Regions from separate parts of the Homo sapiens genome. Here all the other regions are linked to region 1. A link is a loop called in an ENCODE intact Hi-C map of the cell type or tissue named here. Cell type or tissue: Caco-2. All regions are shown on one strand. Links, peaks and the distances in the headings refer to the core of each region. The heading gives the core; the rest is flanking DNA. Region 1 overlaps LOC105369572 (a long non-coding RNA gene). Region 2 overlaps LOC399975 (a long non-coding RNA gene). Region 3 overlaps LOC399975 (a long non-coding RNA gene).

Region 1 (8,282 bases), core at 1,953-6,952:
GAATTAATTAGCTGAATGTCAGCTGAAAGTAAGAACAGACCAGAGGAGTAAGAGGAAATAGGTGAAGAAAGTTTCTTTATAGTGACAAGTAATGGCATCGCAGTGTGCCCCGTGCAGTTTTGCCTGTGTCGGCCTTGAATATCTCACTGAAAGTAGCTCCCACTTCCCCTCCCAACCTATGAGGTTATTTCATTGTCATTGTAATTTGTTGATGCCTAAAATTACCCATTTGCTAAGGATTCCTGATCCAAAAAGGTGCACTAAAAATTAAGGTATGTCAATTGGCACTGATACATGTCCCTATTCTCAGAGGGACTGGGTGCTGGGGAAATGGAAAAGTATGTACATTGTACATAAGGGAAGGAGAATGTCTAAAGAGTTTATATGCCAGGGCAGATTCAACCAATCTTTATGAAGCTCCTACTATGTGCCAGGTATATATTATCTTATTTTATCTTACAAAATCCCTGCAGTAGAAGTTTTACTATCCCAATTTTGATTCCCAGGACATTGCATTTGGATTCAAGCCCAGCGCTCTTTCTTCTAGGCTGCGGTGGGGAGCGGAGGGAAGAAACATAGGTGGTACATAGAATGAAATACAGAAACATATTTGTGAGTCACTGACACAGTTTGAGTCAGCCATACTTAAGTGTCCCATATTTGGGAAGAGTGGCAAAGATAAAAGCTGAGAAAAAGGAATCGACTGCAGAGACGGGAGGATTTGAAGCAAGGTGGAGCCGGCCTGAGGTTTCCGGGATGAGGAGAGGGTGTGGCGGATGATCCAGAGAGAAAGGCTGTGGTGTGGCGGAGGGGTGGTGGGGACAGGAACAGCCTGCTGTCTGAAATAACAGAGACAGTGAATCAGGCGATGACATCCTTTGCATATGTGGTGAAGGGTGGGTGGCCTAGGCTCCTGGACGCAGGTAACCAAGGAACACAACTGCAGGTATAGCCGCCTGCACCCGAATCAGCCTCCAGCAGCAGAGACACCCAGTTACGCAGCGGCGGTGTGCTAATTCCAGCCCAGACTGGCAGACAGCAGGGGCTCTGTCTGGGGGAGGAAAAGCTCTAGAGCTGGGGACGACACATTCTGAAGGAGGGAAATAAGCTCTGAGCTATATTTAGTGCTGCATGGCTGTGCGTAGCGGACTTATGGCAAGCGCGTGCATGCGAATTCATCAGATGGAAACACAGGCATGTGTAGCCTGCGCTCTAACTTCTTTTCCACCCCAAAGATTCTTTTTTTCTACAGCCTAACCTGTCGGGGCATCATTTCCTACCCGCTGTTGCGTACTGATGCTCTGCTGGTCAGCTTCCTAGGGCCTCTGCTGACGATAAGTACAGCTGTGAGATGATGACAACGGCACATAGCAGACATTGATTAATCAGCAGCTAGCTTTGGTTTTTTGTTTTTTAAACGGACACATCTTAGACAAGGAATCAGCAGCTTTCGACATCAGAGGAAAAGAAAGTTTCTTGATTCCCAATTTTTTAACAAGTGTCAGACACAAGTTCAGCTTGGTTGGAAATAGAAGCACAATGGAATTCAGTCGAAACTTAAATGAAGCCACAGACAATTTTTCCTGAGCTACAGTGGAAACTCTACACCTCACAATTAACTAAGAGCTTTCCCACCAATACAATTTGTTTGCAAAGCATTACATCATCAGAAAAAACTCTGATTGGCTGAGTCTATCCTCAAGGAAAGACCCATTTCTGGCAGCAAAAACTTTTCCAAGAGCCTTTTTGGGCACCAGACACCATATTTAGTTTTCCCCTTTTAGTGCAATACTTTAGTACAATAATGAGCACGCGGGGCCTTTAGGAGGCTGCTGCTGTTGGAACTTCTGTCAACAACTCTGAGGTTGCTTGTTCCTGAACAACAGAGGAGCCACCCCTGTGCTGGAAGTACCCTGCCTCGGTAGGTGAGGAGACACCACAAGGCTTAATGAGGAAACTATTACTCCTTCTGTCACTGGCCTTCCAATTACACACAGCAATGGTGATTTTGAGCAGCAGCCAAGGAATGTCATAACAGAGGCTACTGTGGAACCAAATTACAGGAGCTCAGGGAGCAATGAAAAGTCTTCAAGTTGGAAATGTTTATTAATTGCTTGTGTGCAATGTATTAGGCTGGGCAGGTGGGCCCTTGCCTTCCAGGAAGTCACAAACATGCATTCAGGCTCTCTTGGCCTATGTGTTATTCACATTATGTGAAGAAATACAAATAAAAACCTGAAACACTAGGACAGCAGAGCAAGTAATACACATTTCCTAATACATGAACAAAAGGCAATCATGGAGACTTGTACCAATTGGCCTTTGCCTGGGAAATAAGTAAAAGGAAATGTACCCCCACTGCTTCAGCCATGATTCTCCCTTCCACTTCCTTTTTCTTGGCTGTATTTAGTCCCTGTTCCTCATTCATCTATAACTGTCTAACTCTCAGATGAAAGCAGCAACTTGAGAAAATGTGGACACGTTATAGTTAGGGGGCGCTCCATGACCACTGTCTTGCACCTTTTTATTCTTCCCCAATTTCCTTCCGGTCCTTTCCCTCCCCTTCCCCTCCCCTCCCTGCCTTCCTTTCCTTCCCCTCCCCCTCTCTTTCCCCTTCCTCTTCCCCTTCCCCTTCCCCCTCCCCCACCCCCTCCCCTTCGTTTCCCTTCCCCTTCCCCCTTCCCCTCTCCCTCCCCCTCCTTTCTTTTGCTTTCTTTGTTCCCAAATGAAAATAGATGGCCTAGGTTCCACGAGAGACGATTGGAGGAGAAGAAGTAAGAGCTTCAATTTGGTGGCTGCCAGAGACTCTGCCTGCTGCTCCCTTCTTCCCTGTGGCTGCATTCTTACCTAACTCTGGCTGTGGTCAAGAAAGAGCTTTGCTAGAGATCTGTGCTAATCATTCCTGAATTAAAATACCTCACAGAGGTCCCAGGGTGGGGAGTGGAGTGGGGCCATTTTCCCAGGACACCCATCAGTGGGTCCTAGCCTGCTCTGGATGGCATGTTTCCTCCAGGGCTGTTTTTGGGTCACCACGGTACCCTCCACAATGGGCCTTTCCTCCAGGTAACAGTTTCCTAAAGCTCAGTGTCTAAAGGTAGACGAGAGAATGAGGTTGTAAGTCTCCCCCCATCTCCGAAGGACAAGGTGAATTACATCACTTTGGGTAGAATGAGGGTATAATGTGGATTTTCATGTGGTTAAAATTTTGTTGGGTTTCTGAACAGTGAAGATAATAATAGAAGGATGCAAGTTTCCTGTGATAGAGAAGAATAGCACCAGGAGGTGGGTGAAAATCAGAGGGTCACAGGGACAGATGGAGCAGGGGTGGCTGCATGAACGTGTGCATCCCAGGGGCTAAGACAGTGGAAGAGAGTGGGTGTGACTGAAGCCAGCCCCGATGTCTGGAGAGAGGCTCTGCAGTATCTGGTCAGGTCTTGTTCTTTTAAACTGGACCATCCAAGATGACACCAGGAAGTTAGCCTTTGGTAAGAACGAATGTTGCCCAGCCTTGTTCCAGCCTTCCTCCTGGGTCTTCACTCCCTTGAGACTTCCTTTCCATCTCCTCGCTCATTCCTGGTCCCACAAGCTCCTGCCCTCTGTCTTCACATCCTGTGATGACCTCAGGTTCCTGCAGGACTGATCTCAGCTTGCCTAGCTTAGCCCACGACTGGCCCTTCAAACACGGTCAGCTCAGCAGGCCCAGGCTGGCAGAGAAAAGCCTGTGGCAGACAATAGTGTTTATTCTAGGCAGTTGTCCCAGATGGGTCACTCCCAGCTTACTCCACACCTGCTGCTGCTTGCTGTTTTTCCCAGGATCTGAATTCCTCCTCCCCAAGCACTGGCTAGGGGGCTCCCTCTCGCAGCCCTGCCCAGAGTCACTCAAGGGGCTGGACCATCCTCAGTCCTTTAGCTGAGAGAGGAGAATGTCATCAGCAGGCCAGACATGATTTACAGCTGTCCTCTCATTCGCTTCTGCTGCCCCAGGTAACAGAGGCTCCGGATCAGGGCCGTCGCTGGGCTCCACCCCAGCACTAACCGGCTCGGCCAGGTTTACCTCACCCCCTTCAAAAAGGATGGTGTGAGGAATGCATGTCCTGCCCCAGGAAGACGGATCTGTTCAGGAAGAAGAGGACAAAGGGCAGGACTTCAAAGCAATTTGGGCCACAACACTGGGCTTCTGGCTCCTGTGTTGAGGGGAAGAGAGTGGGGAGAGGTCGGACCAGCATTCAACTCACAGGCTCTTCCCAGCTTCCATCCCCTTTGCCCTGGAGCTGCAGAATTTCCTGACCCTGGAGAAGGCACCTGCCAGTGCAAATCCCCAGCACAGGTTCTGGAAGCCATGCTGCTGTTTGCCCTGCACAGCCTGAGCCATGGCCCCTCTGCCTAGGGTGGGCTTCCGGGGGAATGAGGCCTCTGAGCTCCCCCCTGGGGCCTCCACCTCCCCACTTACTCAGCCACCCTTCACCTCCTCCCTCTCTTGTCTCATTGAGACCCCTTTCTTTCCTTTCCAGGGATGATTATTTTTCAATCACGTAGACTTGGAGATAAAGGAAGAGTAAGGGCAGAGAAAGGCTGGGGCATGAGCAGCTGAGGGCAGGGGTTAAGAAGGTGGCAGTAACAGAATAAAACCTGAGTCTGTCTTTAAACCTCCAGGCCTGAGGCCACGTTTGGAGGGTGGGGGTCTCACTTCAGTTTTTCTGTAAGTTTTTCTGAAAGTCTGATTATTCTGTTCCACCCACAGCAAGACGGGGAGCTTCAATCCCAGACGCTTGTGGCGATGGGAGTGGGGAGGAAGGATAGGACTTAGGAACTTCTTGCTGGGCATTTGCATCTGTCTATAAGGCGTGGTTATCCCATGTCTCATCTCAGCTTCCTGAAGATAGTGACTGTGACTTGGAGATCCAGGAGTTGGTGTGATGCAGTGGAGTTCCACTGCTTAGTGTCTGCATGGCTGTTAACAAGTCACCTAAGCTTAACGAGCTTCAGTTTCTTCCTCTGTAAAATACAAGCAATACTAACCTTATTTTATAGGGCTCTGAGGACTACATTGAAGAAACATTGAGGCTGGGCACAGTGGCTCACGCCTGTAATCCCAGCACTTTGGGAGGCTGAGGCGGGCAGATCATGAGGTCAGGAGATCGAGACCATCCTGGCTAACACGGCGAAACCCCGTCTCTACTAAAAATACAAAAAAAATTAGCCAGGTGGGTGACAGGCACCTGTAGTCCCAGCTACTCGGGAGGCTGAAGCAGGAGAAGGGCGTGAACCCGGGAGGTGGAGCTTGCAGTGAGCCGAGATCACGCCACTGCACTCCAGCCTGGGTGACAGAGCGAGACCCTGTCTCAAAAAAAAAAAAAAAAAACCACTGAAGCCCTGCCCACATTTTAGATACTTACTAAAAAGTAGCTATTATGATCATACTTCAGTTTCCTCGTTGGTAAATTAGGGGTAATAAAATACCCATCTCACTGAGTTGTTTTGAATATTAACCTAGTTAATATTTATAAGGTCCTTAGAAAGGTGCCTAGCACACAGTGAGCTCTGTGCAAGTGTTACTAAAGAAAATGAATCATCCTGTTCTTTTCCACAATACCTAGACGTTGCCTTGCCCAGGTAAGTGCTTTGTAAATATTGCTGAGATTAGTCCAATGCATATGCTAGAGCCAGGAAACAGACAAGGGTGGATACTCACAAGAGGAAGCTGGTGGTTAGGCTGAGTAGCATACTTCTGTTTCTCCCTTCTCCTTGTTTATTTTCCTATTACCGATTTCTCATTTCGGACCCTGCTGTGGTTTGAAAGTTTGTGTTCCCTCCAAAATTCACGTGAAAACTCAATCCCTAATGCAACAGTATTGAGAGGTGGGGCCTTGAGGAGGTGATTAGGCCATGGCAGCTCTGACCTCATGGACTGGATTCATTCCTTATTAAAGGGCTGGAGGGAACTAGCCCTTTTTGCCCTTCTGCCTTCCCACCGTATGAGGACCAGCAGAGACCAAGACACTGGGCCTGCTGGCACCTTGATCTTTCACCACCCAGCCTTCCATACTGTGAGAAATAAGTTTCTGTTGTTTGTAAACTACCCAGTCTCAGGTATTTTGTTATAGTAGCATAAATGAACTAAGACAGATCCATTTCTATTGGCTCTGTATTCTCTCTGCTCCATAATTCCTCTTCCAAAAAAGGAACAGAAACTGATTCCCAAAGGCCCCACATTTACTAAGAAAGAGTCCGAGCAGACACCATAGCTCTACCTACACCTTTTGTGTCTCTCTCCTAGTGTCCAGCTTCCATCTAAACTTTCTTTTGTGATCTCTGATTGAAAGACCCAGAGAGCTGGGCATGGTGGTACACACCTGTAATCCCAGCTACTCAGGAGGCTGAGGCAGCAGGATCCCTTGAGCCCAGTGCGCCATGATCACACCTGCGATTAGCCACTGTGCTCCAGCCTAGGCAGCAGAGTGAGACCCTGTCTCAAAAAACAAACGAGCAAACAAAACAAAAAGACCCAGTGGTTCCAATGAGTGCAGTGTCTAATCCTAATTAAGTACCTATTCATTAAATGTGTGTGAGGAATTGAAATGTATATTCCAGGGAATAAAGTCCAGCAGGGAAATAAATCCACCAGAAACCATGTTGGAGCAGTCCGGGTAGTTACTCCTATTGCCTTTCTTTCGTCTCAATTCATTCAGTGCCCTAGTTGTTTTAAGATCACAGGTGTTGTGTATTCACTAAGTACTAGGTCTTTGCTAAGCTCTTGCATGCCTCCCCGCAACCCCTATTTCATCCTCGAATTACCTTGATAGGGTAGCTGTGATTATGTCTGTCTTACAGATGAGGAAACTGAAGGCTAGGCCAGTTAAATAGCTTGTCCTAGGTCACACAACTACTGAGTGATAGACGCAGTTCTCAGATCTGACTTGAAATCCTGCACTCATTCTGCTGTATTCACAGGTAAGAGCAAGTTAAACTTGACCCTTCTCTTGGCCTTCTGAAATCGACTCTTTAATATGTAAGCTGTCTTTTCTGATATTTTTGGTTGGAAAAGAAAATGTGTGCATAACTTTCTTCAATCAAAGGGTGTTTTGCATCGTCCTTCTTTTTCTATCTAAAAGCATCTTTTCTGCATACTCTCTCAACAATGCCAGCCCTTCCTACTCTCAGCTCTAAAACCTGTCACTGACTCTAAGAGAGTTTTAACAAAAGAACTGGAACAGGAAGTGTTTTTAAACAGGCTGTCCCTTTCTTTAAATAATTAAAGAAGATGCTATCAGGGAGATCAGGTTTTTATTAGCTCTTCTCAAGTTCACTGTCACTTGCTCTCCTCCAAGGCAGGATTGAAGGTTGGGTGGAGCGGGGCATAGAAAAGTGCTCCAATTTGGACAGCATGTTGGGAGCACTTTGTAGAGGCTGGCCATTCACTGCCTATCTGGACTCTTTGCCAGTGGAATAGTGAGCTTGAATGGCAGGTTACAGTTCTTTAGAAACAAATTTAGAGGAAATGAATGAACGAAGCAATGAATGAAATAATTGTTGGACCTTAATAATAGTGGGTGTATCGTGGGCAGCGAGGCTTTGAGAACGCTAGCTCTCATCCCTCGGCGGATGCAAAGCAATTAGATCAATGGAAAATATGCATCAGGAAAAAAATGTCTAAACTGGGAGCTCAGGAACACAACTCCCATTCAAACATGTCTTCTAAATCTCGGCCCCAGCAACATGTTCTTTGCAATTTCACTCTCTTGGTGGAATAAACAGGCCAGGAGCCCACCCCACCCAACAGGGTGTCTCACAGCAGCCTGCAGGACAATAAGGAGGAAATTGGTTTTCCGGGAAGCAATTTCTCTATCAGCAGAGTAGTTCTGCATTGGCATAGAGGAGAGGTTAGGCTGGCAGTTGGAAGGATTCCACCTGCTCCTTCGAGTCCTAATTTGGATAGCCGCAGTGTTAAAAGGACACCATGAAGAGCACTTTTTAATATTGGGAAGGAGTATTGATGTAGAGATTGGGGGCTTCAAGGCCAAAGGCACTGGCTGGAAATGGACTTGCCCTGAGCCCTGGAGCTGATTCTTTATGCTGCCTTCTTTCCTCTTACTAAATATAAAATGAGGTCAAACGGTGCATGAAGTAGGGGTCAGAAGCAAATTGAAGGCTTAATAATAAACATTTATGGTGCCGAGCTCATTACAGGGCTTATGCAGATCCTTTTAAAATACCTGCCTGTTTGACATTTTGCCTTGATTTACACTAGAATTTAGAATGCCAGGAGGGTAATTAGCTTATAT
Region 2 (8,282 bases), core at 1,870-6,869, 57 kb before region 1:
TATAATAATTGGAACAGCACAGTATTTGCTGAAGGGTAGGAAAAATAACAGAAGAGAATAAACAAAGTCGAGTAACGACCCACACGTATGTGGTTTACCTGATTTACAACAAAGCTGACACTGCAATGCAATTGAAAAGGATCATCTTTTTAATAAATGGTGCTGACTCTACTAAATCTCATGTGAAAATAAGGTACTGTGACCCCCAACTCACATCCTACACAAAAAGCATTACAGAAAAAATGCAGATCTAAACACAAAAGATAAAACCATAAAGCTTTTACAGAAGAAAATAAAACAGATCATCTCTCAGACATTAGAGTAGGCAAAAATCTTTTTTAACTGTATCCAAAAAGCACTAACCATAAAGAAAAACATGATACACTGGACTATATTAAGACCTAGGCCTCAAAAGACACTTAAAGAAACAAAGATGTAACCCAGACAGCAGGAAAAGATACTCACAATACAAGTATCTGACAAAAAACTAGTAGTCAGAATATAAAAAAGACTCTCACAAACAAGACAAATGACCCAACAGAAAAATGGGCAAAAGGCATAAACAGGCACTTCACAAAAGATACACCCACCAGAAGGACTACGTTAAAAACAATGACATCAAGTGCTGATGAGAATGCAGAGGAGCTTAAACTCTCATTTGTTACTGATACCCTATGATCCAGGGATTCTACTCCAAAGTATACATTCAACAGAATGCTTACGTATGTTTACCAAAAGATATGTTGTAGGATGTTCTCAGGAGTAATATTCGTAAGTCAAAACTGAAAACAATCCAAATGCCCACCAACAGTAGATAAGTTGAGATGCAGTCACATAATGGAATGCTATACAGCAATGAGAATGTATATAATTACATATAATAATATGGATAAATTTTATAGACAATGCTGAGCAAAAGACACCAGAGACAAAAGAATATGTTCTGCGCAATTCCAGCATATAAAATAAGACAGGCAAAAACAAATCCATGCTGTTAGAAGCCTGCATGCTGACAACCCACAAGGACAATCAAGCTTCACTTCTTGATCAGATGCTAGTCACATATATGTTCAGGCTGTGAGAAGTCATAGAGTTGAATATGTATGTTCTATGCACGTACTCAACATGTGTATGATACATGAAAAAGTTTAAAATTTTTAAAAAGGAAAAAAAAGACCGCAATTAATTCTGGTATGGAGGGAGATAAGGTCAGCAGTCAAATTCCTGTCCTTGACCAATCCAAATGACCCTAATTGTGCTATAACTACATGGACATTCTCTCCAATCAGAGGGAGCTCTATGGTTTCAATATAGATTATGTAGCAAGATGAAGCCGGGGACTTAAACTGAGAGAGGATGAAATGACAGTGAGAAATGCTACAGGCTATTTTTGAAAGGCAAGAAACCCTCCAGAAGTAACCAACATCCATCCAATTGGATATCCAGCTGGTCCAATCAAGTCTAAAGGAAATAATTCCAAAAATCTCAGAGACTTCTGGATTTGAAGTCGGATAACATCCCTTGTTAAACTGTAAGAAGAATCCAAATCTCCTGAAAGAATATCATAACGGGCATGTAAATTATCATATCAGTTAGGGATAATGTTTAGATGCATGTAAAAAGAAGTCCAAACTATAGTGGCTTAAGATAGGGCTTTATTTTCCTCACGAAATGTAAGTTCAGAGAGAAGCGCTTGCTGACATTGGTTTGGCAGTTCAAGAACATAAGGGCTAAGACTTCCGCGAATCTCTTAGCCTTTCCCTAAAAGTCTCTAGAATACTGCTACAGCTTGTCATCATGTCTAATTTCTAGGCAGGAGGAAAGAGAAATGGCTAAAAGGGCTTTCCCAAAAGCTTCGTCTAGAAATTTCTGCATACATCTCACTGACCAGGACTAGATCACATGGCTACCTCAGTAGGAAGGGAAGCTAAGACATTGATAGTTTTTAAGCTAGGCACAAAAAGCTTTGTGTTTTGCTTCTAACAAAATTTAAATTCTATTAGAAAGGAAAAGGGAAGAAATGAACCTCAGACAAGTAGGAAAAATCTGCTATACCATGGTGTGCACTTGATAATGTTTACCAATATTGAAATATTTTTTAAGTCTAGCAACTTACAAGTTTGTGACTTATGGCACTAGAAGCAATTCTCTGTGGTACAAGTCTGGGAACTATTTTTCTAAAGCATCTTTCATATTATTTACCACAGGAGGAAAATGTAGAAAAGTTCAGGTACTATAAAAGGCAGGGCACAGTCACCATTTCTTCAGTTAGTAGCTATAGAGCAATGTCAAGACTGTTTTCATTTCAGATCTCAATTTTAGTATTTAAAAAAACAACTACAGCCAGGCATGATGATGCATGCCTATAACCCCAGCTACTCAAAAGGCTAAAGCAGAAGGATCACTTGAGCTCAGGAGTTCAAGTCCAGACTGGGCAACATAACAAAACTTTGTTGCTTAAAAATAAATAATTCATTAATTTTTAAAATTACAGAAAACATTGAATAAGTTTTCTAAATACTCAGTTCTTAGAAGCAGTAAGTTAATAATTAACCAAAAAAAAAAAAAAAACAGAACTTCTTAAATCCTAAACAGAGTACTTACTTCCTGACAAATTTTTTTCAGAATGAACAATGAAATCTCAGTCTACCCCTTCTGACCCAAAGCATTATTTGCTATTCATCCAAATTAACTTAACACTGGCCATTTCATAAAATCAAGTAATGTGGCATTTATCTGATGATATATAGTCATCAGAATGTAAACTTTTACTCTTAGAATAGGTGTGAAAAATGCTATTATTTACCTAATATTTTCCATATTCTTCAGTCTTCTTTATCTTTTCCCTTCATAAAACATGTCAATAAAATGAACAGTTCAAAAAAGTCTTATTTTTGTCTAAAATAGCAATGTAATACATTTCATGTTAAGATTTCTTTAAAGGGAATATTCAATTCACTAATGTTATATGGCAATTTTATAGCACTTTGTCAAATATATGTTCTATGCTGTGCTATGGTTTGTTTTTTCTCTATTAAACAACTATCATATTAAAATCTAAACCAAATTCAACCATCAGAGGAGAGAATTTAATCAAAATAAACCAAAACTAAAACTGAGTAAAAGATACATTGATCAACCCCAGGTGGTTGAGTTTAACTTTCTGAATCTGTGAGCCATTTAAAGATTGTCTCCTCCATCAGGTAAGGCGATCTGATGGCTGCAGACCCCGGTGTTCTGATTCCTTCTCGTTTCCTTTAGACTGGGATCTGAAAGGCAGCCTGCTATCTGCAGCAGTATGTGCCTGCCACGTCCCTCTTTTTAACTTCTTCCAGCTCCGAGCTCCCACTCTATCCACCATTTTCCCTACAGCCAAACTTTCTCCTTCACAGTCACAGTCCCCTTCACCCCAAATCTCTGCCTCCACTAAGGAACTAGCCTCCCAGATAACCCACTCCTGGAGGCCCTAGTTGTCTTAGGCATTTAAGACAGATGCACAAAAAGAGCTTAAAGAACTTCTGCCAGTAAATTATTGTATTTCTTAAGAGTAGCTGATAAATCGAGACTCAAAGCTAAACTTCCTAAATAATTTTTCACAGGACTATGATGAACAAATTCTCCAACTATCAACCAGTTAAGATTTTATTTTAAATTTTTGATAAATCAGTATTTTAACACATACTGGAAAGTTAATAGTCAACCACTTTTCTTATTATAACTACTGTACTAATTTTTCCCATCTTACCCCTATCAGGTACCAAGACAATACAGCTAATGAAATCATAAACTCAATCCCAGTGACTCCAGTTAAGCAATATGATGACAGATTTCTGCACTCTATCATAACCTATGAGCTAAATTATGGTGCTAGCCACTAGTCATAAAGAGAACTACCTAAAAGTATATGAAATAATACGCACAAATGCATTACTGATGGGAAAAAGGAACCACTTCAAAACACATGCACTATGTAATGGCAAATTGGTACATTAACTTCAAATATAAACATCTTCATAATTTATTAATCATGTGTAAGACAGGATATGCAACAATATAAACTAGAACCAGCTTTTTCTCCAAAATGGAAAGATTAGTATTGAATACTCAGCTCTTTCTAAAGACAACAAAACTGAAATAAAGTCGTGTTTGGGCCCAGTTTGAACACTGGCTAGGGCAAATAAGAGAACTATATACAATGGCTGCAAAAGAGATACTGTTATTTATGATATTTTCATACTGAGAGATGTTACTAGTTTTTTGTTAAGCACTTTGGAAGAAAAAAAAGAGTACTGCAAATGCCATTATTCCTCTCTCACACACACACAAAAAAATACTTTTCCTGTACATTTATTACTTCACTCATTCATTTGACAAATACAGGTTTCACTCTCAGAATAATGCCCAACATTTAAGCAATGTAAAAAAAAAAAAAAATAAGCTAAGGAATTAGTGTGACCCAGATATAGAAGCATTTTCCAACCATAGAACTGGAAGATAGCTTTTAATAAGAACATAATAAGAACTGCAGAGGAAGAAACCACAAGCACCTACCAGCCTTGTCAATGCATAAAATGGCAGTAATTAACGTTGCCATTTTTGTAAGTGGAGACAGTATTTTTAATGACTATCACTTTGGGATATGAATATCTAATTAGATTTTGCTATGCAGACATGAGATTCTTCTGAGACCAGTAAGAATTTCTTCCAATTAAGCTTTTTGTTTGTTTTGTTTTTTGTTTTTTTGTTTTTCTGGAGTAGGGTCATTCAACAATTCTGTAGAAAACAAGGAGAAAGCATATCCCAAGTCTACTGGCAGCTTTTCCCATTCTCAAACAATCCCTTGTTCAGATGCACAGCCACAGAAGTTCAAAGGTCACTGGCATCTTTGTGCTCAGTTCCATGGTAGTTACAAACAAACTTTTGTCTCCATTCCTTCAATGAAATGGGCTGCAACAACTCACTGATTGAACTTTTACATCTGAGACCGGCATGAGCATTACACAACTGAAGAGCCATAGTATTTCATTTACACTTCAACCATAAATTATTAAACCTCCTTTGTGAAATAAAACAATTTGTTTACGTGGGCATAAAAAACTGATAATTCTAGTCAAACACAAATAACATCACTGGCGGCAATGGTCTTATGATTTCTTATCATAATTATCATACCTCTGATAACATTGTTTTGAAAGCTTTTGTTGACTGTTCTTCAGGGTTTTTCTCACCCTGTCTCTATCTTAAATCATGAAAGATAAAAAGTGAATAAATTTATTACGGGCTTTCATACAGAGTTATAAACTAAAACTTCTTTCTTAAAATGTGATAATAAATATATTTAAATAAGAAATCTCAGTTGTGACATTTATTTTCAAATAGAAAAAAGTCTTAAAAAATAAGCTCCTCATTCTGTAACTGCGAAACACCTTAGTATGATCATGTAAAATATAATATTGTCTTTATCTATATACTTTAATAACTCTTTAAACATAAAAATCAAACATTTAACTGTTTAAGCTGTCTACCTTAAAGCATCCGTTTTAAAAATAAATTCCTACTACTTTCTTGCGCTAAAGGCAACCTCCAAAATCTTAGCACAATAAAATATGTTACAGCTGAGCAATCAAAAAATAATTACTCCCAAAAATATTAGCCAATAATTAATCTAAAAAGGGTTACATAAGCATCTCTGAAATAACTTTTTTAGCAGCTAGGCTGCAAACTCCTACATGAACACAAACCAACTGAATCATGATGCTGAAAGGATCAAACAACTTTGCCAGAACAAAGATAAGAAACAGTTTCCTCCAAACAGAAAACTTTCCATAACTATTTCTAAATAAGGCAAACACTTCTAGAAAGCTGAAAATACTACTTAAAATATCCTGAGCCACCACAGGGTGCTAAACGCCACACTCCTCAGAAAAAAAAATGGGTCCAATCTCCTATTTTTTTTTTAACTTTAATGAGCTTAGAGTGGAGAGAAACACAGCTGAAAGCAGCAAAAAGGAAATAAAAGATCACAGGAATTCAGAAATATTGTTGAAATTGGTATAAAGTGGCTCGGATTAGGTTAAATAAAAGAAAAATGGTCTAAAGGAAAAAAGGAAAAGTTATTCCAGATTTTTTCACATAAAATCAAGTAACTCAGAAATGTTTCCAAACCACTGGTGCCATTATAGATTCAGTTAAACAAGAATTTATTTTTTTCTGCTTTTACTAAAATCCATAATCCTGAAACACTAAGAATATCATAATATTTTACATACCACTAATCTGGGTAAGCCTAATCCAAAGGATTTCTAAAACTTTTCTCCTGTTTTAGACTTCCCCTCCTATCTTTCAAGAGGTCAGCCTAGATGGAATAGGTCCGGTTACATTAATTCAGTTGTCTATGTGTGCAAGCCTGGCCCCCATTTCGACTAGACAGAAATGCTAAAAGAAAGCCAGTAAAAACCAAGCATTTTTTGTTTCCACCTCTCTTCTGTGTTAAACAACTTGGTGCTGAGGAATTCACCAGAGTTTTCAGGAAATACTCTTAAGTAAATAAATGGATGAAAACTGCTTCTTATTGGGAGCAAACAGCTGAAAAGGCAATTTGTTCTGTTAATCAAAGGTAATTTTGACTTAAACATCTCAGTAAATGATCCCTATATTAATGGTGCAACTGTTAAAAAAGGAAACCAAAACATATTAGAATCTTATTTGGCAATAAAATGCAATAGTATATAGAAATCCCTTTGTTGCTGTAACAAGAAAAAAATCTTCAAGTTCTGATGATTTTTACAGCTAAACTTAGAGATGTTTATGTTTAGCGATTACCATAACACCAAATGACACATGAAGGTGGAGTTTTATATACACAGGGAAATAATGTCTGCCTTTTAAAACACACAAATTAAGAGAAAATACGGAAACCTGACAAAATGTTCACGAACAATATTTACTTATGAAAGAATAAACCTGGCATGCCAGACTAATAAAATAGAATTAAAATAGATCTTGCAAACTTTTAATTTTTCCTCATGCGCCAAAAAAAAAGTCTGTATTATCTTCAAATCATTCTGTCTCTCATGTTTTTTTAATTCCTAACAATATAAATGGCATAAAGGAAGCCCCTAATTTTTATTCCCCACAAAACCACTTCTAATAGGTAGTAAATATCTACTGAATTAATGTTGATATATTCATTTAACCCACCTTACAAATAAACAGCTTTAAATATAGCAAAAGCTACTTTTTTTTTTTTTTGAGATGGAGCCCTTGTCTGTCGCTCAGACTATAGTGCAGTGGCGCAATCTTGGCTCACCGCAGCCTCCACCTTCTGGGTTCAAGCGATTCTTATGTCTCAGCCTCCCTAGTAGCTGGGATTACAGGCATATGCCACCATACCTGGCTAATTTTTGTATTTTTTTTAGTAGACAGGGTTTCACCAGGGGGTTTCACATGTCGGCCAAGCTGGTCTCAAACTCCTGACCTCCAGTGATCTGCCTGCCTTGGCCTCCCAAAGTGCTGGGATTACAGACACGGGCCACCAGGCCCAGCCCAAAACTACTATTTTAAAACCATTTCAAAGTCGTTTTATAAGGCCTGGCAGAACTACAAAAATCCTGGGAGAAGACTGCAACACACCAAAAAAAAAACCTCACAACCCTAAAAACCTTCACTTTATTTTACTGTACCAAATATAAATTACTTCAAGGTTAACGAATTCTTTTTAAAAATATGTTAATATTGTCTATCAGTCACACCTCAATGTCAATCACCTCCTCTATAAAATTAGTATGAGTACTAGTATATATAGTCAAATGATTTTCTACAGGAGTGTGAAGACCATTTAACTGGGAAAGGACAGTCTTCAACAAACGGTTCTGAGAAACCTGGATATTCACACACAAAAAATGAAATTAGAGTCTTACCTTATACCATATACAAAAATTAACTCAAAGTGGATCAACGATCTAAACATAAGAGCTATGGAAGTCTTAGAAGAAAACATAGGAGGGAAATGTCATAACACTGGATTTGGCAATAATTTTTTGGACATGACACCAAAAGCACAGGCAATAGGAAAAATAAACTAGACAACATTAATATTAAAATGTTTGTATATCAAAGGACACTATCAACAGAATGAAAAGGCAATCCACAGAATGGGAGAAAGTATTTGAAATTTTATACCTGTTAAAAGGACTGATATCTAAAATATGTAAAGAACTCCTACAACTCAACAACAAAAAAAACTATTTTAAAATGAGCAAAGGCCTTGAACACACATTTCT
Region 3 (8,282 bases), core at 1,163-6,162, 78 kb before region 1:
AAAATTTTATTAAGTTTAGGTGACGAGCACATGAGTGCTAAGACCTATTATCTTGTACTTTTCTGTGTATGTTGAAAACACTGACAAAGTTAAAATATATCAATATAATCTATATATCTGCAAGAAGAATGGCAAAAATACATATACTGTTTTCTAGGTTATTTTTCCCAAAGATCTCCCTACTACTTACTCAAAAAGAAAATCATTTACTTATTTTTAATCTGCCACCTGAATGAATCTGGCAATTTTTAGAGAAACAAAACCACCCCTCCAGAGTAGGGTGGGGATACTCAGCACAGGAACTATTTATTTAAAGGGGCGTCTCTGTCAGGACAACTAGGTTTTTAGCAACAAAAACCTAGCAACAGAAAAAACAAACAAACAAAAAAACACAGGTAGTTGTTCTTCTATTTCAATCCCTATTTCACCATTCCCTTAGTTTACCAGGCTTTTAAGTAGGACTTCACTGGTTTTGACCAGTGGCCCCCAAAAAATATATATCCACATCCTAATACCTGGACCCTGTAAAGACTGCACTATTTAGAAAACAACTTTACAAATTTAAGTTAAGGATCTTGAGATGAACTCATCTTGCATTTCAGGTGGGCTCTAAATCCAACAATAATTATCCTTATAAGAGACAGAAGAGGCACAAATACAAAAGAGAAGGCCACGTGAAGGGAGTGTGGCCCTGCTGACATCTTGATTTCGGACTTTAGCCCTTCGGAACTTAAATAAACTTCTGTAAGCTACCAAGTTTGTGGTCACCTGTTATCTTACCTTCTGAAACATTTCCCTACCAATTCAACTAGCTACCTAACACAGCACCTGCCACGAGCTCTACCTGGTCTAGAATTTCACCCCACGTTGACTTTACCTGCTCTAGAATTTCATCTCACATTTACTGGGCTCCTCCCTACACTCTTGCCTGAGCTCCTACCCTTAGGTACTATATGTATAAATATGTGTAACCTAGTCTAAAATTGTCATCATCTGTAGCAAAAGTAAGTTTGCACCATTTTTGGTATTATCTGCTCAAATACAAGAACTGGTAAAATGACAGGGCAGCATGGACACAATTATAGGTCCATAAAAACACAGCATTACTGAGCTTGGTCTTCATATAAGAGAAAACAGGTGGCGCTTGGTTACATGAATAAATTCTTCAGTGGTGATTTCTGAGACTCTGGTACACCCACCACCCAAGCAATGTGCACTGTACCCAATGTGTAGACTTTTATCTCTCCCCCTTCCCCACTACTCCCCGAGTCCTGAAAGTCCCTCAAAGTCCATTATATCATTCTTATGCCTTTACATCCTCATAGCTTAGTTCCCACTCATAAGTGAGAATATAGGCTATTTAGTTTTCCATTCCTGAGTTACTCCACAGAGAATAATAGTCTCCAATTCCATCCAGGTTGCTGCAAATGCCATTATGTCATTCATAAACACACACACACACACACACACACACACACACACACACACTCACACACATTTTCTTTATCCACTCATTGGCTGATGGGCATTTGGGCCAGTTCCATATTTTTGCAATGCGAATTGTGCTGCTATAAACATGCATGTGCAAGTATCTTTTTCGAATAATGACTTCTTTTCCTCCGGGTAGATACCTAGTAGTGGGATTGCTGGATCAAACAGTAGATCTACTTTGAGTTCTTTAAGGAATCTCCACACTGTTTTCCATAGTGGTTGCGCTAGTTTCCATTCCCAATAACAGTGTAAAACTGTTCCCTTTTCACTGCATCCACGTCAACATCTATTATTTTTTTATTTTTGATTATGGCCATTCTTGCAGGAGTGAGGTAGTATTGCACAGTGGTTTTGATTTGCATTTCTCTGATAATCAGTGATGTTGAGCATTTTTCCATAGGCTTGTTAGACATTTGTATACCTTCTTTTGAGAACTGTCTATCCATGTCCTTAGCCCACTTTTTTGTGGGATTGTTTGGTTTGTTCTTGCTGATTTGTTTGGCTTCTTTGTAGATTCTGAATATTAGTCCTTTGTCTGATGTACAGATTGTGAAGACAGTCTCCCATTCTGTAGGTTGTCTGTTTGCTGATTATTTCTTTTGCTGTGCAAAACCTTTTTTGTTGCATTCACTTTTGGGTTCTCAGTCATGATGTCTTTGCATCCTGAAACTCTGCTGAATTCATTTACCAATTTTAAGAGCTTTTTGGATACGTCTTTAGGGTTTTCTAGGTATACAATCACATATCATCAGCTAACAGGGACAGTTTGACTTCCTCTTTACCGATTTGGATGCGCTTTCTTTCTTTCTCTGATTGCTCTGGCTAGGACTTCCAGTACTATACTGAATAGAAGTGGTGAAAGTAGGCATCCCTGTCTTGTTCCAGTTCTCAGAGGGAATGCTTTCAACATTTCCCCATTCAGTATAATGTTGGCTGTGGATTTGTGGTAGATAGCTTTTATTACCTTAAGGTATGTCCCTTCTATGCCAATTTTGCTGAGGGTTTTCATCATAAAGGGATGCTGGATTTTGTCAAATCCTTTTCTTGCATCTATTGAGATGATCATGTGATTTCCATTTTTCATTCTGCTTATGTGGTGTACCACAATTATTGGCTTAAGTATGTTAAACCATCCCTGCATTCCCTGGTATGAAACCCACTTGATCATGGTAGATTATCTTTTTGATATGCTGTTGGACTCAGTTCACTAGTATTTTGTTGAGGATTTTGGCATCAATGTTCATCGGGGGTACTGGTCTGTAGTCTTCTTTTTTTGTTCTTAATATTTTCTTATTTTCATTTTGCCTACACAGATCAAAATAAATGTTGATGTGAATAGTAAATCTCACATTTAAAGAAATACAAATTTCCCTTTGTTTATAACTCATTCATCAGTTAAACAAATATTTACTGGTCATTTGTTACATCCTAGCTGATGAGAAAACTTCAGAAAACAAAATCTTTGCTCCCAGGGACTTTACATTCTAGTGGGGATTACAAATGTTTTTAAAGGATTATTTATTGGGTAGTGATAAGTGCTTTAGCGTGTTAAAGGAATGAAGAATGCTCAGGACTGCTGCTTTAGATAAGGCTTTCAGAGAACTCCTTCCTCTGTGAGGTGGGGACATGAACAGAGGCCTAAATGAACTGAGTGCATTACGTGGATCTAGGCAGATGGGTGCACAGCTGCAAAGGCCTCGGGGTAAGAGCACACTTGTGTCCAGTGTGGTGCAACAGTACGGTGAGGGCAACAAAGTGATAGGAGAAAAGGCTCCAGAAATAGGGCCAAACCAGGCAGGGCTTTCCAAGCTATGCAAAGAACCCCTGAAATGAGGAGCTACTGAGAGCCTTTTTGCAAAAGAGGAACATGACTCTCCTTACACTGAGAAGGATAATCTGGCTGCTCTATAAAGACTAGACCAAGTAGGGCAAAAATCACACCAAGAGACCAGTTTAAGGCTACTGCATTGATCCAAAGAAGTGAGAGTGATTTAGACTAGGGTGGTAGCAATAGAAGTAGTGAGAAGTGGCCCAACTGAAGACGCATTTTGATGGTAGGGACAAGGGAGTTTGGTGAGGTAGTAGGTATGGGGCAGAGAAAAAGTCAAGTCACCACAGTGCCAGCGGTTTTTGATGACTCAAGGAAAAATTCAATCTTCTCAATTATAGTTCTGACTAACCCTAATTTCTCTTCTAAGCTTGAGTGAAATTAATTAATCCTGAATCTGCCATCCTAGAGACCAAATATCATGGAATTTATTTATAGTCCTTGCAAACTTTGAGGATACAGAGCACCTTCATATTAAAAGATTTTTCCTTCTAACTCTTATACCCTCCCAGGAATAATTCCTAACCATTAACCCACATAAATGGTGCTTATGCCTTTCTGTGCCCTTTCTTCTCCCCTCTCTTCACACTTCTCATGACCCAGTCAGAGAAAAATGTTGCACAGTGAGGACATGTAAGTGAAAAATCTACCAATGGCCATTTACAATCAGGGATTTCATGCACTACTGGATTTACTAGTCATTTCAGCCTCCACTACCACCACACATCTATAAATGTCAGTAACAGGTGCTCTTATACACTTAAGATTATTCTTACATGCATGAGTAATACATACACTGATGGGATTTAAAATAATCAACTGCAAATTGGGTGTGGTGGCACGCACCTGTAGTCCCAGCTACTTACAAGGCTCAGGTGGGAGGACTGCTTGATCCCAGGAGTTCCAGGGCAGCCTGGTTAAGATGCTAAGACCCAGTCTCAAAAAAATAAACCAACCAATTGCATAATCATAGAACTTATTTTAAACACACACACACACACACACACACACCTCTAACCAAACATAATTAAGACTTCTGATGATGCAATAAAGTGTTATTTTCACAATAATAATTTTTTTTGAAACAGGGTCTCACTCTGTTGCCCAGGCTGGGGTGCAGTGGTGTAATCTCGGTTCACTGCAGCCTCGACCTCCCAGGCTCAAGTGATCCTCCCACCTCAGCCTCCCCAATAGCTGGGACTACAGGCACATACCACCATGCCCGTCTAATTTTGTTTATTATTTATAGAGTATTATTTATACAGACGACGTTTCACTATGTTGCCCAGACTGGTCTCAAACCCCTGGGCTCAAGCAATCCTCCCACCTCAACCTACCAAAGTGCTGGGATTACAAGTGTGAACCACTATGCCAGGCCACGATAATAATTTTTCTAAGCCCTCGCATATTGTACAGCTTATTAAATAGTACAGACTTTCCTATTTCCTATATAGTCTTTCTACTTCTAGTCTTTGCCCTTTTCCAGAACATTATTTTATACCTAACTTTTTTTGTGTGAGCACTTACTCTGTTAGAACATGCAGTAAGCATTCTGCAGCATAATCTCATTTATGCATCACAGCAGCGCTGTAAGGAGGGTACTAGCATTACCCACATTTTGCAGATGAGTAATTTTAGGATTGGTCAGATGACCAAAATTACCCAGAATGACAGAGCCAGGAGCTGTCCCAGAAGTGAGGCCTCTAGAAGCTCATTTTCCAAACTAGCATTACACTAACCACCTTTTAGTTAGTTCACCTAGAATAACCCTCCTAAAATAGAAATTGGATGATACCAATTCTGCTAAAATACAATACCTAGAAGCACTTTCGACACCCATAAAAGAGCGTCCGAATTCCTTAGCACATTAGGGTTAGCATCATCTCTAATGGACCCCCTCACTTCCCACATTGCTGCTAATATAGATTACTGGCCATTTTCCAAATATGCTCTATACTATTCCACCTGTGTCTACTCTCACGCTAATCCAAAGCCTTCCCCCTCCATCCTCAATCTGTGCAAACAGCCAACTCTCTAAAATCCAACTCAAATGCCACTCTCAGTTAAATTTTTTCCCAAAACTTACAACACATACACACACACAATTACTTAAAAAACAGACTTTTTGCACCAGCAGATCCCAAATTTCTTCTCCTATCTCTCAGACTACAAATTCTAAGGCAGGAACTGTTGTTTGTAATCTTCATTTCCTACACAGCAACTGCACAGTTACTATGCGCAGTGACAAATTAAATAATTTCCCCTATACTTTTTCATTTTTTTTTTCTGAGACGGAGTCTCACTCTGCTGCCCAGGCTAGAGTGCAGTGGCGTGATCTCGGCTCACTGCAACCTCCGCCTCCTGGGTTCAAGTGATTCTCCTGCCAACCTCATCATACAATATACCCCCACAGCCAAGGGTGACTAGACATATAAATTTCTTGGTAAAGTTATAGCAGTTTAGCAAGATAGCTATTACTGCAGACTTTGGAGTCAGACTGCCTCGGATTCCAATTCCATTTCTAGCACTTACTAGCTATATGACCTTGGGGAAAAAAAAAAATCTGGTCAAACTGAACTACTTGCTGTTCCACAAACACACTCCCAGTAGTTTTCTGCCTCTGTAAATTCTTACTGGAATGACCCTTCCCTAATTGTGCTACCCAGCCTTCAGTAGGCCCATCTCAAGTAATTTCCTTTTCTACAAGCTTTCCCTAGGTCTTCAATAAATTCACACAGTACCTAGTTTACCCTTCTCACAGGATATTTATATTGCCTTGTGGTATACTTACTTTTAGTTGAATTACTCTTGCGGGCCAAAGCTGTCTTGTCTCTGAATTCCTTTAGATACACAACACAAGACCTTAAACAAGTATTAAGTATTTGTGAACTAAGCAAAAAGTAAGTAATCTGATGATATCAGTTTTTCCTCTTCCTTCTCACAAGCCCTAAATGCTTGAGAGTGAGATTAATATTTTCTTTTATATTTTTTGTCATTATATCATAAGAAACCACTGCATAAAGCTTTTCTATCTTTAATATGGTTTGAAAAAAATTTTGAGTCTGCAAAAGCTAATTTTATGTAAATTTTAAAGACTAAGTTTAAAAGTAACATTTCAACAGAGGAAATAGAAAGAAAGGTTCCTGGAGAAATCTGGGAATCCAAAAGAGAGGACAATGTACAGTTTAACTCCGTGGTTAAGAATATGGACTTAGGAATGAGACATTCCTGAATTTGAATTCTTGCTCCACTATTTACCATCACTGCAGCTTTGAGCAAGTTATTTAATTTCCTTAACACTTCATTTTTTCACTCATAAAATGGGGATCTTGGTACCTATGAGATGTAAGGAATAAATGAGCTCACATGTACAAAATGTATATGTCAGTACCTGATACACAGCTTACATTCAATAAATGAAGTTAAAATTTTAAAACAAAAAATATTTTAATTAAAGGACATAGATACATGGTAACTTACACTTCATTAAAACTTCATTAAATTTCCTTTTATTTGGAAAGGTAAGAAAAAATAAAATTTGCATCAAGTGTTATAATAGCCAATTTTGATACTATAAAAACAGACAAGTAGTCCAGGTGCAAGAGCTCATGCCTATAATCCAGTGCTTTGGGAGGCCGAGGTGGGAGAATCACTCGAGCCCAAGAAGTCAAGACCAGCCTGGGCAACAGAGCAAGCCCACATCTCTACAAATAATTTTGTAAAAATTAGCCGGGTGTGTTGGCGCACATCTGTAGTCTCAGCTACTCAGAGATTGAGGTGGGAGAGTCACTTGAGCCCAGAAGGTCAAGGCTGCAGTGAGACGTGATGACACCACTGCACTCCAGCCTGGGCAACAGGGCAAGACCCCATGCAGAAAAACAAGAAACCAAAAACAGGTAAGTAGATACTCTACTGGATTTAGTAAAAACAAAGTCTATGTAACAAGTTCTCACACAGAAGCCCTTCGAAGTCACAAAACAATAATTTTGACTGGATCATTCAGTAATAAAAATCCCAATGACATACTAAATCCAAGATGCTGCCTCTCCAGAAAAAGACAAAAATTTTAAAAAGTATTCAGTAATGTTCAAATAAATTTAGACTGTGTAAATATAATAAAGCAAGAATGACCAATAAAAACATAGTATTTACAAATAGGGTGGTAAATCCTGGTAGGGAGGAAGCTGAAAGAGCTGAAAAACATTGTTTCTATAGAGTAGAAATGGGAGGCAAGCTGGGATAGGGTCAGGAGACTGTTGCTTTTCTTTGAAAGTCTCATGGGAGTATTGCTTTTTAAAATTATGTTTGCAACTTAGTTGATGATAATACAAACTTATTCTAAAGGAATGTTTATTATTATAATTGTTTTACAGGCAGGACCTTGGTTAGGGTGAGACAAGCAAACCACCTATGGTGCAAAATTTTAGGAGTCACCACTCTCAAGGCCAAGTACTTGAACATACTTACTCAACCCCGCAAGTGATACCTCCTCCTAGCCCTGTTCAGAGGGCTAGTGTTTTAGGAACTCAACACAAATGTCATAACCTCAAACAACTGAGGGATTTGAGCTGTTACACTCACTTATGGTATGCAATAAAATATACTGTTCAATACATAACACATTTCTAAAATTACTACCTACAAATATACATAAAAAGAAACCTAGGCCAGGTGCAGTGGCTCACTCCTGTAATCCCAGCACTTTGGGAGGCCAAGGCAGGCAGATCACAAGGTCAGGAGATCGAGACCATCCTGGCTAACACAGTGAAACCCTGTCTCTACTAAAAATACAAAAAATTAGCCGGGCGTGGTGGCGGGCGCCTGTAGTCCCAGCTACTTGGGAGGCTGAGGCAGGAGAATGGCATGAACCCGGGAGGTGGAGCTTGCAGTGAGCCGAGATCACACCACTGCACTCCAGCCTGGGTGACAGAGCGAGACTCCACCTCAAAAAAAAAAAAAGATA

The links. Hi-C counts contacts between places; a loop is a spot of excess contacts. Peaks named below come from ENCODE experiments on the same cell type or tissue, not always from the same donor. Only the 100,000 strongest peaks of a DNase experiment are listed, where the experiment ranks them.
Region 2: it touches region 1 in a loop (4-fold over the local background); 5 of 110 quality-filtered maps call a loop at or near these places.
Region 3: a loop joins it to region 1, with 2.2 times the contacts of the local background. A loop is called at or near these places in 13 of 110 quality-filtered maps.

What each region holds. Positions count from the first base shown.
Region 1 is chr11:129,312,125-129,320,406 of GRCh38, forward strand. The region is part of intron 2 of LOC105369572 (a long non-coding RNA gene); the gene reads right to left. Among named protein-coding and RNA genes, the nearest start is that of BARX2, 60 kb to the right of the region's middle. RefSeq lists an enhancer at 3,556-4,061 and a silencer at 3,670-3,964. In Caco-2, for the core only: no CTCF peak of the experiment used is centred there; a DNase peak (open chromatin) is centred at 4,017.
Region 2 is chr11:129,255,151-129,263,432 of GRCh38, forward strand. The region is part of intron 1 of LOC399975 (a long non-coding RNA gene); the gene reads right to left. It also overlaps a transcript of ARHGAP32 not described here. Among named protein-coding and RNA genes, the nearest start is that of ARHGAP32, 67 kb to the left of the region's middle. RefSeq lists an enhancer at 4,797-4,941 and a cis regulatory region at 4,863-4,876. In Caco-2, for the core only: no CTCF peak of the experiment used is centred there; a DNase peak (open chromatin) is centred at 4,901.
Region 3 is chr11:129,234,453-129,242,734 of GRCh38, forward strand. It overlaps LOC399975 (a long non-coding RNA gene), which reads right to left. Exons shown (of 2, transcript NR_145484.1): 2 at 1-2,796. It also overlaps a transcript of ARHGAP32 not described here. Among named protein-coding and RNA genes, the nearest start is that of ARHGAP32, 46 kb to the left of the region's middle. In Caco-2, for the core only: no CTCF peak of the experiment used is centred there; no DNase peak of the experiment used is centred there.